Regions from separate parts of the Mus musculus genome. Here region 1 is linked to region 2. Evidence: chromatin loops called from intact Hi-C (ENCODE). Cell type or tissue: gastrocnemius. All regions are shown on one strand.

The links. A loop is a pair of places that touch in the nucleus more often than their neighbours do. Peaks named below come from ENCODE experiments on the same cell type or tissue, not always from the same donor. Only the 100,000 strongest peaks of a DNase experiment are listed, where the experiment ranks them.
Region 1: it touches region 2 in a loop (3-fold over the local background); 3 of 42 quality-filtered maps call a loop at or near these places.

What each region holds. Positions count from the first base shown.
Region 1 is chr3:19,161,629-19,164,128 of GRCm38, reverse strand. Armc1 (armadillo repeat containing 1) reads left to right here and starts at 1,034. Exons shown (of 7, transcript NM_028840.3): 1 at 1,034-1,219. In gastrocnemius, a CTCF peak has its summit at 1,286; a DNase peak (open chromatin) is centred at 952; H3K4me3 peaks cover 2,464 bases; H3K27ac peaks cover 2,170 bases.
Region 2 is chr3:19,628,005-19,630,504 of GRCm38, reverse strand. n-TRacg3 (a tRNA gene) reads left to right here and starts at 2,474; the gene lies at 2,474-2,500. n-TYgta1 (a tRNA gene) reads right to left here and starts at 2,150; the gene lies at 2,058-2,150. n-TYgta2 (a tRNA gene) reads right to left here and starts at 1,723; the gene lies at 1,635-1,723. n-TAagc14 (a tRNA gene) reads right to left here and starts at 1,510; the gene lies at 1,438-1,510. In gastrocnemius, a CTCF peak has its summit at 1,547; DNase peaks (open chromatin) are centred at 509, 1,229, 1,698 and 2,236; H3K4me3 peaks cover 1,960 bases; H3K27ac peaks cover 1,735 bases.

The DNA.
Region 1 (2,500 bases), 470 kb after region 2:
GTTCTTCTTCTTCTTCTTCTTTTTTTTTCTTTTTAAGTCAAGGTTTCTGTGAAGCTTTAGTTAGCCTAAACTGGGCTTGAACTTGAAATGGTCTGCCTTCAGCCTTTACCTACTTAGTGCTCAGATTCCGCCGTGGCGGTCTGGTTTATAAATTCACTTACAAAATATTGGAGATAATAGCGTAGAATACAGTCCGGTGTGGTGTCTTCCACATCCTTTCCAAATTAAAGCCCTTTCAAATTCCTTGTAACAAGAATAACAACAAAGTCCCTGTAACTTTAATGTATGAGCAACACGTCAGAATAAGATTGTAGAAACGAAGATCAAAAAGGAGTGTGGATGGATGTATTATTTTCAGATTAGCCTGCGAGACTTGGATAACAATTTCAGAAATACTTTGGAAAATAAAACGTACCTAGAGCAACTCCTCGGTAACTAGTATCGATAAAACAAGTATGTCTTTACTTTGATAAATAGAAAACAGCATTAACAAAACTTCATGATGAACTGGAGAACTCTCTTAACACAAGTCTCTGACAAGAGAAAAGACAAAATTCTTTTCAATGTCAAATCACTTAGGCCAACCCAACAAAAGCACTTCGCATCCCTCGCTTTGCTAGAAAGCAGCACTGAAAAGAAATGAACGAAATCCAGAGAGGCCAAACAGTGTCGACGTTCATAGTAAAAACTACAAAAAAACGTCCGAAGATTCTGGGTAAAGACGCACAGACGTGGATGAAGGGTTACAGGTTGTTTTATCAGACCTGGAAGACTTGCTGAAGATAAACTATTCTGTTCGCGTGTCTGCACACAGAAGCAGAAGCCCTTCCTGCCGCGGGAACCCTGGGAATTGTAGTCGCGGAGCCACGATGGCTGTAAATTTGTTTAGCACTCCGTGGACGGCGAGCCCTTGGTTCCAATTCAGTGTTCTGGGTCCTCATAGGTCCGGTCTAGCTCACCAATGAGCTACTAGGTTTGAGAACATCCCGCCTCTGGTTGGGTGTCCTTCCTCACGTTGCTTCATTTTCAGCCAATGGGATAATAAAGCCAGCAGAGGTGACAGGGTCACCGCGGAGCCTGCAGCTCCTCCGCCGCCAGCGACTCAGCCCTGTGGTTCTTTGAGTCGGGCCGTGGCTCGGGGTCTTCGCCGCCCGTTGTCCGCCGTGGTGGGTGCGGCTCTGATGCTGCGGCAGGCTCCGGACGCCCGGAGCTCTGGAGGGTACGTAGCCGGGGCCGAGGTGGGGCCGAGGGGCCGCTGCTGCGCGGGCCGGCCGCTGCGCCCGCCTCCTGCCGGCATCCCGCGGGCTGCCTCGGACGGCTCCGGACGTGCTCTTCTCTCCTCTTCCTTCTGACCAGCCAGCCCGCCCTACGAGTAGCGGGTGTCCATGTCGCGGCGTTCTTTCTGTAAATCTGCGAGCCTCTGCGCGCAGGCCTCCATTCAAGAGAAACTCGTGTACACAGGTGGTGGGCATTTGTGCACTTAGCTGCTCCTTTGGTGATACTGTCTCCTCAGCGCTTGCAGTAGAAGTTTCCCACTGGGTTAGTTCTGTGCTTGCATGGTACTTGCCAGACATTTTACTGTCTTGCCTTTTTTTTTTCCCACCCTGTTACCCGCTCAAAACTGCTACCTGAAGAAACTGAGGCTTGGAGACGGTAATTCAATTCCAAAAGAGTTACAGTTATAATTGCAAGGAGAAGCCAGATCGGGTCTCGGCGTTTGATAGTGGTAGTTGCTTTTCAACCCGGCTTAATCATTAAGGATTTAGGATAAGTGTGTGCCCGCAGCAGCTCTTAGCACGTGAGGGCTAAATACTTCTATTAACTAAGTGGTGATTCTTAGCTATAAGAAAAGGAATACCTTTCTGACATCTGCCCAGACACTGATGTCTCGCGTGTCTCTAACTCCGTGCTTCAAGACTTCTTGCCCGTTGGCATCCTCATCTGGAAGCTGGTTGGACATCTCAGATTCCCAGACCCACTTACACCCACTGAGCTTGAACTTACTTTTGGCAAGGTCCCTTAGGTGATCGCAGTGTCCTTAAAGTTTGCGAAGGGTTCTGTTTGTCAACATAGAGCCAAGGAAGAGAAAATAAGTTTGGGTCGTGATGGTATGCCTTTAATCCCTGCTTTGGTAGCTATTGGCAGGCAGATCCCTCCTAGTTTCAGGCTCATCTCAACTACATAGGTCAGCCAGAGCTAAGTAAGGAGAAGAAAAAGTAAAGGCATACGTCCTATGCACTGTGACCTCTACTCAGACTGAGATACAGAAAAATGAGAACAAAGCTTTTGTCATTTGCACGACGTTTCCCTTTTCAGAAAATGAATGTGTCTCTTGAGAGTTTTAACTTAGCCGTCCCAACTCTTAAAGTAGACATCAATGTTAACTGTTTCATAATTGTCTTGTAATTGACACCAGGTGCGGGCTTTGGAAGTAAAAGAGCAAATTAAGACAAAGGGGATGCTGATTTACTGTTGCTGGCTAGTTAGATTAAAAGAACCT
Region 2 (2,500 bases):
CTCACTCTCCTCCCCTCCCGTTTCCTTTTCCTCCATCCGCATCCCCCTTCTTATTGATTCTTACTGTGTTCCAGGACCTCTGCTAAGAGAGTGAAATTCTATCTTAAGTGAGAGGAAGTGCCACAGGGCCATCCTGCTTTATGGAAGATGAAAGGGAAATAACCCAGATGCTGAGCACCCTGTCCAATGTCCTACAGAGTCAACACAAGCCACTGGCTCTCACTTCCTGTGTGACTAACCTCTCTGTGACCCAGCCTCCTGATTTTCACATCTGAACCTCTGCACTTCCCTGTCTGGATTGCTGACCTCAGGAAGTGTCTGGATTCTGGTGCAGATACCATCCCTACTATCTGACTTGACATTCCTTTCTCTTTTTACCACATACACTTACAGGAATTGTTATTGTTCACAAATAAGATTTAAGTGGCAAAGCACTGTGGTGAACACCAATAACCCCAGTTCTGGGAAAGCGGAGGAAGACAGTGAAGAGCTAGAGGCCTGCACACCCTGCTCTGGCACACGCATACACACACACACGCACACGCGCACGCACACGCACACACACGGTACTTGGGAGGCACAGGCAACTCAAGCCCAGCTCCTGAAGCCTTTGAGAAGAGGCCTGGTGAACATGCCACACCTGCAGGCCCCGAGGAGTTACTTGGAACCTTTGTAAAATAAGAAAAATACATAATTTTATGTAGGGGGATATATTTAAGTGACAAAGATTTAATCAAAAGCTTTATTGAAAATAACAAAATAGGATTAAAAATGGAAAGATAGAAAGTGGAAGACAGCTAGAAATTGCAGCAGATTGTATACACTGGAAACAAAAGCACACAGGTTGCCCAGGACTCTAAAATGTACAAAGGAATTATGACTTATTATAATCGTCAAAAGGCTAATAATTCTGCCCTTGACTGAAGTATATGTGTGTACGTGTGTAGTATGTCTTTTAACGAGGGAGCCTAAATCGGACCTTTTTTTTTTTTTTTTTTTTTTTTTGGTTCGGTTTGGTTTGGTTTGCTTCATTTGTTCGTTTGTTTTAATTTTCAATTTACCCTCTGTGAAAGTCCCTAGTCTACGCGATGCCCCACAATTTCTTCCTGGAGAAGACTAGAGTCCCGTACGCTTCTGAAGAAAATCACTCCAGCGCCATGATATACACCCTTAGGCCTCGTCCCCCGTGGAGCCACACAGCCCCGGACCCTCAGCTTAGCCAGGGTTTAAAGCTGGGTCTATTTCCGGGTTTTGCTGGGGAGCGGCTGTTGCATACCGGTTAATGCATGCCTGGAAGTTTTGGACACCACACAAAATACAAGGTTGAAAGGTTGAAAATCATCTCGCTGAGTTTTGCCTACTGTCTTTCGGCTTCAATTGAGGTATATAACAATGAAAAGAAAAACTACAGAAATGCAAAGACAAAAAAAGGGGAACTGGAGGATGCGGGCATCGATCCCGCTACCTCTCGCATGCTAAGCGAGCGCTCTACCATTTGAGCTAATCCCCCTCCACCGGCATCTGGCCTTTATGTGCTCCCCTAGAGGAGGAGGAGCGCACTGCGAGGCATGGAAATTTGTTCCGAACATGCCTCATAGATAGGATTAAAAGGTAAAAGAAAATAGCAAGCTCTTTCCTTCGAGCCGGAATCGAACCAGCGACCTAAGGATGTCCACAGCCACAAGCCTACAGTCCTCCGCTCTACCAGCTGAGCTATCGAAGGGAGCGGCAAGCCGGTTGACGGAAGGGCTCCATAACGCCACGTCACTGCTCCGCGCGGCCGGGAAAAAGGTCGCCCCCGTGCGTGGAACGCGGGCTCGCGCAACCGCATACGTGAGGAACCGACTTAGTGGTAGTACACCCGTACTCTGGGACTGGTCGGAGAGCGCTCTCACTATGAGGTCGCAAAAGGTTGACGAGTACGGAAGAATACAGGCCCTTTTGGGAGAGAAAGTCCTCGAACCGCCAAGATGGTTAGCGAGTACAGTAGCTGAGAGTGGGGCCCCGGGCAAGACCGGTAAGTCTAAACACATAAGCATGGAGAAAACATTACTGTCTCCTTCGAGCCGGAGTCGAACCAGCGACCTAAGGATGTCTTCTAACGGGGAGTTAGCTACAGTCCTCCGCTCTACCAGCTGAGCTATCGAAGGGACACAAGAAATGTTCTGCCCCTTGACACTGAACACATCTCAATCAGGAGTTCGGTTGACAGAGGGAGCTGCGCATGCGCACTAGTCAGGACTCAGACGTTAGGGGCGCGGGTCGTTCTACGCATGCGCACAGCCATCGTTTTGCCTCCCGCATTCCTGAGCGGCCTAGAAAGGACCCTAGCACAAAGTCCTCGGGAGGCCCAGGCTCTGGTTCTCATTCTTCGCCTCGCCTGCCTGTGCCACCTTTGCCCTTCTCACTATAAGACTGTAGAGAACGATCTCATGCTGTCATCTCGAAAGCCCCTAGAGTAGCCCACGCCGACGGGCCAGTGGCGCAATGGATAACGCGT